Linked DNA regions of Homo sapiens: region 1 is linked to region 2. Evidence: chromatin contacts called from ENCODE Hi-C or POLR2A ChIA-PET data. All regions are on one chromosome and are shown on one strand. Each heading gives the region's core, a stretch centred on a gene start or an enhancer-like site at or near the end of the contact. The rest is flanking DNA. Distances are from core to core; before and after follow the strand shown.

Region 1 (5,982 bases), core at 1,853-4,352, 69 kb before region 2:
AGATGTACACATATTTAGTAAGAAAAAAATTATTTATTAATAATGTCTATTTCTAAAATGTTTAATAAAGGGGTCCTGTCACACCATGGAACCCATGTGACAAACGCTCTATAAGATCTTTTATAGATGATTTCTTAAAAGATTAAAGACATGAACTCCAAAGTTCTCATGCTAAAAGATCCCATTAAGCATTGAGGAGATTTTTCATTTCAACACCTAAAAAGATCAGGTAACGTTATTAGCAGTCAACTGCTACAGGGAAACATTTATATCTCTTTCTTAGAAGGAAAAAGTAAGGTGGAAACACTTTTTTCTTCTCTGCATCTACTAAACTCCCGGAGAATGTGAAGGTGCCTGTATGAGGCCGAGAGGAATAACCAAGCAGGCTCCTCTCAGCCAGGCTAGTCTCCTCAATTATTATCTCCTCATTAGCAGTGGGTGCAGGCTCTGCTCAGTTCCTGTCCTAACATGGTAAGCACAGAGAAGCTCATGCTTTCTGGGGGCAGGCCTGGAAGTCCAATTCTCTCTCAGATCCTGTGGCCTAAAAATGTGCACGAAACCAATTCTGGGCAAGTAGGTCTCCTCTCTAGATTCAAGTATGCCCTCAGGCAGGTCATTCCAAAATCTTGATTTAAGAGAAACTATTGGGAAACCTGATTATGGCTGCAGATCACAGGAGGCTTTCCAATTCAGCTTTACCAATAATGAAGTAGACATTTATTTATCTATTTATTTATTTGAGACAGGGTCTCCCTCTGTTGCCCAGGTTGGAGTGTGGTGGCACAATCTTGGCTACTGCAGCCTTGGTCTCCCAGGCTCAAGCAATCCTCCCTCCTCAGCATGCCGAGTAGCTGGGACTACAGGTGTGCACCACAACAGCCGGCTAATTTTTTTGGTGTAGAGATGGGGTCTCACTATGTTTCCCAGCCTAATCTTGAACTCTTGGCCTCAAACGATCCTCCTGCCTTGGCTTCCAAAGGGCTGGGATTACAGGTGTGAGTCACTGTGCCAGGCCTGAAGTGGATATTTATATCTTCATCTGCTTAATTCTTCTTAGTTTGTCATTCAGATTCAAAACCCAGGAGGGGAAAAGAGGTCTGCTATCTTTTTTACTGGCCCTTTTTTTTTTTTTTGTGAGATGGGGTTTTGCTATGTTGCCCACGCTGGTTTTGGAATCCTGGCCTCAAGCGATCCACCCACCTTGATGTCCCAAGTGTTGGGATTACAGGCATGAGCCACTGTGCCTGGCCTTACTGGCTTTCTTAAACCCAAAATGGAAATGAAAAAAGGCAGAACTAATGAGCCTCGTCTACTCTCTTAGAGCATATTTTCTTTAAGAAAATAAGTGCTACTGGTAAAATAAATAAGTCAATGAATAAATATTGTTAGTATTAATATGACTCTAAGGAAGACAAGTCTTATGACTGAGGGAATAAAATTAACAACTATATTTATTGAGTGCTTATGATGTGTTAGGTACTGTTCTAAGCCCTAATCATGTATTAAATCATTTCATTCACACAGCAATCTCATAAAATGTTATTATTGCTATTTCCATGTTATAGATAAATAAATCAAGGAATAGAAGCTTAAGTAATTGGCCCAGGATTAGAAGACTAGCAAGTGGCTGGGTACGGCGGCTCATGCCTGTAATCCCAGCACTTTGGGAGGCCGAGGCGGGTGGATCACCTGAGGCCGGGAGCTCAAGACCAGCCTGGCCAACCTGGTGAAACTCTGTTTCTATAAAAATACAAATATTAGCCAGCTGTGATGGTGCATGCCTGTGGTCCCGGCTACTCGGAGGCTGAGGCAGGAGAATTGCTTGAACCGGGAGGTGGAGGTTAAAGTGAGCCAAGATGGCACCACTGCACTTCAACCTGGGCGACAAAGCAATACTCTGTCTCAAAAAACAAAAAACAAAAAACAAAACAAAACAAAACAAAAAAACAAAAAACTAGCAAGTGCCAGAGCCAGGACATGAACCCAAGTAGCCTAACTTTAGAGATCATGCTTAATTGCTATGCTGTACTGCTTCAACATAGTAGCAGCAGAATAACAGTAAAAAATCTGTGCTGAACATTCCAAAAGCCTATGTGATAAGATTCTAAGGACCCTAAGCATAAAGTTTTAAGATATATAAAATTTAAAAATTTTTGTCCGAAAGTGAAGGTCACAGAGTTGAGTAATAAAAAAGGTATTTTAAAACTATAATAATGAAAATGTTCATTCTAAAGAAAAACTGATTAAAAGCATCTTCCTGACTAGTGCTTTAATTTGATTTTATTTAAACTAAATTCATCCCATGGGGTGTAAGGGCATCATTACAATTAGAAATAAAGAAGGTGGGCCAGGCGCAGTGGCTATGCCTATTATTCTAGCACTTTGGAAGGCCGAGGCAGGCGGGTCACTTGAGCTCAGCAGTTCAGGACCAGCATGGGCAACATGGCAAGACCCCCTCTCTACTAAAAATAGCCAGGTGTGGTGGTGTGTGCCTGTGATCCCAGCTACTTGGGAGGCTGAGGGTGGGAGATCACTTGAGCCCGGGGGGCGGGGGTTACAGTAAGCCCTTGTGTCACTGCATTCCAGCCTGGACAACAGAATGATACCCTATCTCAGAAAAAAAAAAAAAAAAAGAAAAAGAAATAAGGAAGGTAAACTCTTTGCCATCTGGACAATGTTATTTAGTATTTTTCATAAAACCATCTAATGCTATTTAAAGAAAAAATATCTGTAGCTAAGGCTTGGCAAGTTAAGGAAAAAATATTTTTATTAGAAGTAAAACATGAGGTTATTTTTCTGTTCTTATTTTAGGGACTTTTCTAAGAGTTTTCATATTCTTATCTGATCTTCAGAGTTAATTGTGAGGCCGAAAAGGAAGTGTATTGTAAACACTCTCATTTTCCAGTGACGGAACTCAGCCTCTTGGAGGTCAAGTGGCTGACTTACTCAGGAGCACATGAGTTACATAAGCATGATTTGTAGGCAGGGATTACTGATCTTCTGACCAGTACTCTTCACCTTATCTATGTAACTGTCCCAGGAAGAAAACAAGGACATAAGTGGTGGGGAGTTTGCCAATCTGGAACATAAATCAATGCCTGGCACATATAAATATTTGTCTAGCTCTTGCACATAAACTGTGTGAAACGCTTACTGAATAAATGATGAATATGCTATATGCTAAACATTTAATCTAGGCTAGCCCAGACAAAACATGCACACGAAAGAAACCAAGATACTCCATCAACCTGGCAACATGCCCCTACACAGTCTAATTGGGTAAATGAGATCCCTGCAATAAGCCAACTGGGCCGTTCTAGTCAGAATAAGGAGTTATGGGCCAGGCGAGGTGGCTCACGCCTGTAATCCCAGCACTTTGGGAGGCTGAGGCGGGTGGATCACCTGAGGTCAGGAGTTCAAGACCAGCCTGACTAACATGGAGAAACCCCGTCTCTACTAAAAAAATACAAAATTAGCCGGGGTGGTGGTGTATGCCTGTAATCCCAGCTACTCGGGAGGCTGAGGCAGGAGCATCGCTTGAACTTGGGAGACGGAGGTTGCGGTGAGCCAAGATCGCGCCACTGCACTCCAGCCTGGGCAACAAAAGCGAAACTCCATCTCAAAAAAAAAAAAAAAAAAAAAAAGAATAAGAAGTTATGTACTACAGTCAATATTATTTGAAAAGTCAAGTTCTTTCTTTCCAAGGTTACATTAAAATTATTGGTTCTACTAATGCATATTAAATTCTATAAGTCAATCAAAGCATTTCCAAAACTTACCTCCTCTGTCAGTTTAGTGTTGGATTTTTCTAATGCATCTACTTTTGCCTGAAGGTTGTTTACAGTAGCACTATAATATAGAGAAGAAAAAAAAGTCACTTTTGAAAAACAGACAATACTCTGTACCTTCCTTTTTAAACCCTTCACACTTATCCTTCATTGTCTAATGTTCATAATTTTTTATTTTATTATTATTATTATTTTTAGACGGAGTCTCGTTGTGTCGCTGAGACTGGAGTGCAGTGGTGCGATTCTCGGCTCCCTGCAACCTCTGCCTCCTGGGTTCAAGTGATTCTCTTGCCTCAGTCTCCCAAGTAGCTGGAGACTACAGACATGCACCACCAAATCCAGCTAATTTTTGTATTTTTTGGTGGAGATGGGGTTGCACCATGTTGCCCAGGCAGGTCTCAAACTGTTGACCTCAAGTGACCCACCTGCCTCGGCCTCCCAGAGTGCTGGGATTACAGGCATGAGCCACTGCGCCAGGCCTTAATGCTCACAAATCTTGACCTCTAGGCTTACAAAAGGCTATTATCTTTGGCATTTGAGTTTTAATTCAGTAAGTATTTATTCAATGAAATAAAAGAGTTCATTCCCTACAGAATAAACTTTGTTTATCTACATATGATAATAACAGTCTATATGAATTAAATACTTACATGCACCAAACCCTCTTCTAAATTACGTTATTTGCGTTATTGCATTTATTCCTTTCAACAACCCTTTATGTTAGGTATTCTCATTTACAGATAAAGAAACTAAGGCATAGAAAGAGTAAATAATAGTGCCATTGTTTATATTTCATTGTTAACTGTAACCATATCTTTGCTTGGCTAACATCTCCATAGTTCATTAAAGTCATTATATTAGTTCTTGGTCCCCAGAGAAAATGTACTTAAATTGTTTTGAATTTGCTAGGTGGAACCAAGACTACTTAAAATTTTACTGACAGTAGTATAATCATATTATAAGTTTTACTTAAATTAAAAATGTCTATTTTTCATAAGAGAACTACAAACAAGATAATTAATGAATATATTAATTATTCTTCAAAATTATTCAGTAGTCTTAACATAACAAGAACATCAAAGTACTTGAGAATACCAATAGCTTTTGGATAGCTCTTCTCAGGAGAGAGGAAACTGTTTTATGTTCTGGAAAATTCTGAAAATACAGTAGTCCTCTCTTATCTATAGTTTTGTTTTCTGTGGTTTCAGTTACCTGCACTCAACTGTGGTTCAAAAATAGGTAAGAATAGTACAATAAGATACTGTTCTCCCTCTGGGACTTCCTTGGGCAAAGCTGGGCATGTATTTTTTTCTTACATGTAAATAAGGATTTTGATAGACTCATGTATAAACGTATTTGTTTAAATCCCACATAAGATGTCCAAATCTGATTTGTGCTCTCTATGACACAAACAATAGAGGGAAGTATGAGTATGTTTAAAAAACACAAATAAATAAGGATTATCCAGTAAGGATTTTTACTTCTCCTAAGATAAAAAAATAAACTGTGAACATATATACAACACTGAATTGTCGTAAGGACAGTGGCCCTTAGAAAATCTTTTGGAAATAATGATTTCTCAATGCACAAAATCTTGAAACTGGTATTTCTAATGCTTTCTTTCTCTAATTTTTGTTTTGTTTTGTTTTGTTTTGAGACGGAGTCTCGCTCGGTTGCCCATGCTGGAGTGCAGTGGCGCGATCTCGGCTTACTGTAAGCTCTGCCTCCCGGGTTCACGCCGTTCTCCTGCCTCAGCCTCCCGAGCAGCTGGGACTACAGGCGCCTGGTACCACGCCCGGCTAATTTTTTTTGTATTTTTAGTAGAGATGGGGTTTCACCGTGTTAGCCAGGATGATCTCCATATCCTGACCTTGTGATCCGCCTGCCTCGGCCTCCCAAAGTGCTGGGATTATAGGCGTGAGCCACTGCTCCCGGCCTCTTTAATTTTTAATTAAACTTTAATGTTTTATTCACTGTGCTCAGATATAGAATAGCCATAGTCATTTAAGGACAATAAGAAATATAAATACAGAAAACTGAAGGGGGAAAAAAACCTGAGAAAACTAGGAAGAAGAAGTTCAATGAAAACAAAATAAAAGGATGTGTTGATTTTGAGGGAGACACTACATTCACATTACTTTTATTATAGTCTATTGTTAAAGTTGTTTTATTTTATTATTGTTGCTAATCTCCT
Region 2 (5,544 bases), core at 2,975-5,474:
AGTCAGTAAGGATAAACGTTTATGGGACAGAGGCAAAGGAAAGTAAAAAGGAGATGTGAGCAGAGGGTTACAGTGGTATCTCTCAGATTTTGAGGAAGGAAGAGAGATGGGTCAGAATTTTACCAAGCATTCTCACCTCAAGTGATCAGATTTCCTAAGTTCATAAAAAAGACAGCAGAAGTAGATAAATGTCTGTGGAGAGTCCCTAAACAGACTCTGAAGTTAGAAGAATCACACTCTAAAAGGCGACATGCTACAACGACTTCAGCTTTCCACCTGCTTTTTGCTGTCTTGGCCTGCCAGGCTCTCCTTTCCTACACATCATAAGGTTCCCACACCTTTCTTCCAAACTTTCCCACCCCCGCCCCACCACTCCCTCTGACAAAGCTGAGTATCTTGTCCGGTCGGTAGGGAGCATGTCAGATAAAAAAGGCTTTGCAAAGAGAGGGAATGCCACCTTGGCCAGCAGCCTTGAGAAGTTTTAGGGAGACTATGAACCTTTTCACAATTATTCAAATACAGTAGGGGGCATGGCCATATTGCTACTTACCTTCTCAAGTACCACTGCTTTGCTTTGTAACTCTAAAAACATTTCCTGGCCAGGCATGGTGGCTCACGCCTGTAATCCCAACACTTTGGGAGGTTGGGGCGGGCGGATCCCTTGAGGTCAGGAATTCAAGACCAGCCTGGCCAACATGGCAAAACCCCGTCTCTACTAAAATACAAAAATTAGGTGGGTGTGGTGGTGCATGCCCATAGTCCCTGCTACTCAGGAGACTGAGGCAGGAGAATCAGCTAAACCCGGGAAGCAGAGGTTGCTGTGAGGCAAGATTGCCCCATCGCACTCCAAACTGGGCAACAAAAGTGAAACTCCATCTCAAAAAAGCAAACAAAACAAAAAAAAATTTCCTTTCACACAATTTCAAACCAATTTTTTAATGCTTACGGTGTGCTACTGACTTCCCACAACAAATTCTACAGCTCATAACCTGAGCCACTTCACAAAGTAGGGAGTGTGTTTCAAAATTAGTAAGGATTGAGTAGACATGTAATAGGTGTGATGTCCTGTAAAATTCATCAAAAATGGGATTCTACTTTTATTTATGTTGGCTACAGGTTGCCTATTGTGCAATGATAAAGGGGCAGCCCATTTTTTAGTTAGTTCTTTTAATTATTTAAGGAATTTTGAAAAATATTGCCAACAAAAAAATTATTTCATCCAGTTTATTCTGCTACACTTCCATCATCATACATCTAGACTTTTTACTATCTATAGCCCATACTAGAAAAATATGGTCTCTTAGCTTCTTGATAAAATCCTACCTCTTAAACATGTAGATTTCTATGAAAAATTTTAAAAAAGGGAAAAGATACAAGACAGAATATAGTCAAGTGAATATGTTTTGAGGCCAATACTTGTCTTTTAGTCCCCAAAGTTGCTTTCTTTGCCACCTTTCCTCTGCTATCCCTCCTACCCAGCAACCTTTACTGCTCTCCACTCAAACCAGCTTCTTTAAGACCTTGGTGGTGAGGGAACGTACAGTGATTAAGAACATGCGCTTTGAAGGCTGACTATTGAGGAATATGAATTCATTCCCTGGCTTCAGTTCAAAAAAGTGCTAAGTACTATTACATGTGAAGTTTCTAGCTCTCTGCACGGCACACAAAAATATCCCACAAATGGTGGCCACTAGTAGTAGTATTATCTTACAGTCACATCTTTTATTGGTAATTGTTTGGGTTTCAGAACTACAAAAAAAAATTGTTATATAATGAAGAGCCTTTTAGGACTCTCTAGTGTCCAGAATAAAACTAAGATGGGAAGAAAAAAGAAAACTCTGTCTACAAAGAATGAGTCTATGATTATCAGAAGGGGAGCAACCAAAGAAAGACTCAAAGATTACATCTGATATTCTGAAATTGTTGTTCTGTCAATAAAAAGCGTGATTTGACTTTTTGATAATGCCAGGCCAGAAGAATAGGTGCAACAAAAAGGTGGTGGCAGAAAAGAAGGGGAGAATTGGCTGGGAAGACAAACTGTGAGAGTTCAGGGAGCCCTGCTCACAAAGGCAGAATCAGGAAGGCAAGCAGAGTGTTTAGTCGTGAGGAAGGAAACGGGGGCATGACCCAGCTACCTGTCCCTCAGTAGCTCAGGAGGTCCAAGGTCATGTCAGCTGTGTGTGGAAGGAGCCAACTGCACCAAGACACTGAACACCTAAACTCCAGATCTCTGGCAGTTACACATCCTTGGAAAGATGCTACATTTCTGAGGTTTGTATGTGGGTGGGTGCTTTTTATCTACTATTTGACAAAAGGCACTTAATGGATCAGAAAATGGCTCTCTGCCTTCTTAACAGGGTTGGAAAAGAGCAGAGGGCTAACAGATTTATGAATCACAGAATGGTAAATGAGGACACTGATCTACATTGAAAATACCGAAAATCTGTGTTTTAAAAAGTCACACATCACTCTGCTGTTTCCAAAACTACTAGTATGAAGGTAACCATGCCCAATCTTTTGGGGTTCTGAAAGTTTGACCATTTCCCTCATATGTTCCAGCCTGGGCAGACGCCTCTATGTTTACAAAACACAATAAAGTACTTTTGCCTTTTCAAAGTTTAAAGAAGCATACAGCAGGTGAACTGATTAACACGTGCTTGAGGCCGGACATGGTGGTTCATGCCTGTAATCCCAGCACTTTGGAAGGCCGAGGCAGGAGGATCACCTGAGCCCAGGAGTCCAAGACCAGCCTGGGCAACACAGTGAGACCTCATCTCTTTTTTAAAAAAATTGTTTATTTTCACTTTGGCTCTTCTTTGACATACTTCTTTTTTTTTTTTTTTTTTTTTTTTTTTCCAGACGGAGTCTTGCTCTGTGGCCCAGGCTGGAGTGTAGTGGCGGATCTTGGCTCACTGTAACCTCTGCCTCCTGGGTTCAAGCGGTTCTCCTGCCTCAGCTTCCCCAGTAGCTGGGATTACAGGCGTGCACTACCATACCTGGCTAATTTTTTTGTATTTTTAGTAGAGACGGGGTTTCACCATGTTGGCCAGGCTGGTCTTGAACTCCTGACCTCAAGTGATCCGCCTGCCTTGGCCTCCCAAAGTGCTGGGATTACAGGCATGAGCCACCATGCCTGGCCCATTGACATATCTCTTTATATAAATTAAAAATTTTAATAAATAAAACAAAAAACATGTGTTCAATTCCTGACCAGGTATACTGTTTTCTTTTTCTTTTTTTTTGTTTTTTGAGATGGAGTTTCACTCTTGTTGCCCAGGCTGGAGTACAATGGCGCAATCTCGGCTCACCACAACCTCTACCTCCCGGGTTCAAGTGATTCTCCTGCCTCAAACTCCTGAGTAGCTGGGATCACAGGTGTGCGTCACCATGCCCAGCTAATTTTGTATTTTTAGTAGAGACAGGGTTTCTCCATGTTGGTCAGGTTGGTCTCGAACTCCCGACCTCAGGTGATCCGCCTGCCTTGGCCTCCCAAAGTGATGGGATTACAGGCGTGAGCCACCGCACCCGACCTTTACTGTTTTCTAGAGTACTACTAAACAATTAAAAAAGAAGAGAGACAATAACAGAAATGTCCACAGAGGAAAAACTAAAATATATATATTTTACACAAACACATATACAATCTACACATACATACATGCATGCATGCAATATATATGATATATACATATCTGTATACTTGTGTGTGTATATATGTTAATGAAACTGCAAGCATAAATTTTCTCCCCTTAAACACTAATTCCTGGGTTTACATGTATATTTCGAACCTCCTTCCCCATACAATGGATTTTTCAAGTGCATCTGTCAGAGACAAAGGCTTCTAGGTACCTCATTCTCTGCACTATCCGGGGCTTAATCATGGCACTCGCTGTTAAGTATACTCAACTTTGTAGTGGGTAGTCATAGTAACGCTGCCAGTCCTTTTCAAGATTCTTTTTCTTCTATTCCTCTTCTAGCCTTCCTCCTATCTCAAAACAGCACTTAAAAATACAGAAAGCTGCTACTTGGTGAGTGGGACACTTTTTTGGACACTGCCTTAACTGGGAGAGAAAAGACAAGGGCAAGGATGTGGGCTATTTGCATAGCATTGCCTTGAACAATGTTTGCCGTAGTTGTGGGAGTTGGAAGGAGAAAAGAATAACTAAATAGAAGCTGTTAACTGTGCAAACAGCAGGGTGACTCTTCCAACCAACACTAAAGGGAAGCCATCTTTTGTCTATCCTGTCCATTCACAAGACGATCTCTAACGGCAGGATGGAAAAGGAAAGCATTAAAAGTATTACACCATGGCCTGCAAGCAGATCCTCCTTACAAATTGTAGTTGCTGAGAAACTGGCATGGAAGGTCATACATACACCAAGAGGATAAAGCCACCACGAAATATAAAAACATACATGTCTGTAAATGCATGAAAAAGTTCAGGATGAAAACTCCCCAAACTCAAAAGTGGGCATCCTCCAATAAGGAACCGGGGAGAGGGTGCTGGAGGTCCACAAAGAGGAAAGTTCACTTTGTAACTGTACTTATGTATTATGAAACATTTAAACAATGAGCATAGATTCATGTATTACTTGTACATTTATAAAATCAAATTTTAAAAGGCATGGCAGAGAGTTTTATGAGATTTAAAGTTAGAAGTATAAAAACCTAGCAGATTACCAGCACTCAAAGACTCAGAAAGAGACATAATCCTCAACAAGGCACATCAGAAGTCTCCTTTCACACTGCATTGAAGCAGATTGATTTCATGGATATTATATCCTGCAAGATTTTGGAACAAAACAATTCATGTGACAAACCCTGAAAAGTTTAGGCTACCTTCTATTTACAAACTTTTTTTTGAAACAGCATCTCGCTCTATTACCATGACTGGAATACAGTGGTGTGATCACGACTCACTGCATCCTCAACTTCCCAGACTCATGCCATCCTCCCACCTCAGACTCCTGAGTAGTTGGCACCAGAGGCATGTGCCACCATACCCAGCTAACTTATTTTTAATTTAAAAAATTTTTTTTTTGTAGAGACAGAGTCTGCTTATGTACAGGCTGGTCTCCAATTCCTGGGCTCAAGTGATACTCCTGCCTAGGCCTCCCAAAGTGCTGGGATTGCAGGCTTGAGCCACCGTTCCAGTCTCACACATTTTTGCTATTCTTCAGCACTGTTATTTAAAAACAGAGCTTCTGAACTCAAATGTAAAATTTAATTTTTAAAACCTCTAAGTACACTCAAGATTTCTAAAATAAAAAGATAATACCACCTTAATACACAGTCTTTCAAAGCTATAATATTTTATATACTTTTAGCAAATACATTACTGAGAGTTAAAAATTGGGTTGCTAAAGAGGCAGATGCCAGTCATCGTAATATTCACTAGGCATTGAGGTTGAGTCCATGTACCATTCTCGTAATTAAGAAGTCTTTTAAAAACTGTTTGGGGCCAGGTGTGGTGGCTTACACCTGTAATCCCATCACTTGTGAGGCCGAGGAGGGTGGATCACTTGAGTCTAGTTCGAGAGCAGC

What was found. Hi-C counts contacts between places; a loop is a spot of excess contacts on that map. ChIA-PET counts read pairs that join two places held with the same protein, here RNA polymerase II (POLR2A). Pooled maps may share reads with other maps.
Region 1: a loop to region 2 is called in a map of ovary, with 2.9 times the contacts of the local background. The contact joins two enhancer-like sites. A Hi-C loop is called at or near these places in 6 of 168 maps with a recorded cell type or tissue (CD14-positive monocyte, IMR-90, adrenal gland and 3 more), 3 of 37 single-sample maps with no recorded cell type and 8 of 50 pooled maps. POLR2A ChIA-PET finds 5 or more read pairs at or near these places in 5 of 52 experiments (Caco-2, GM12878, OCI-LY7 and 2 more).

The regions. Positions count from the first base shown.
Region 1 is chr4:70,776,236-70,782,217 of GRCh38, reverse strand. It overlaps RUFY3 (RUN and FYVE domain containing 3), which reads right to left. Exons shown (of 18, transcript NM_001037442.4): 8 at 3,780-3,849. Among named protein-coding and RNA genes, the nearest start is that of RUFY3, 57 kb to the right of the region's middle. Within about 2 kb of position 3,102, at least 3 of the 41 ENCODE cell types and tissues checked have a DNase peak (open chromatin) inside an H3K27ac peak, as active enhancers do.
Region 2 is chr4:70,708,376-70,713,919 of GRCh38, reverse strand. It overlaps a transcript of RUFY3 not described here. Among named protein-coding and RNA genes, the nearest start is that of RUFY3, 11 kb to the left of the region's middle. Within about 2 kb of position 4,224, at least 2 of the 41 ENCODE cell types and tissues checked have a DNase peak (open chromatin) inside an H3K27ac peak, as active enhancers do.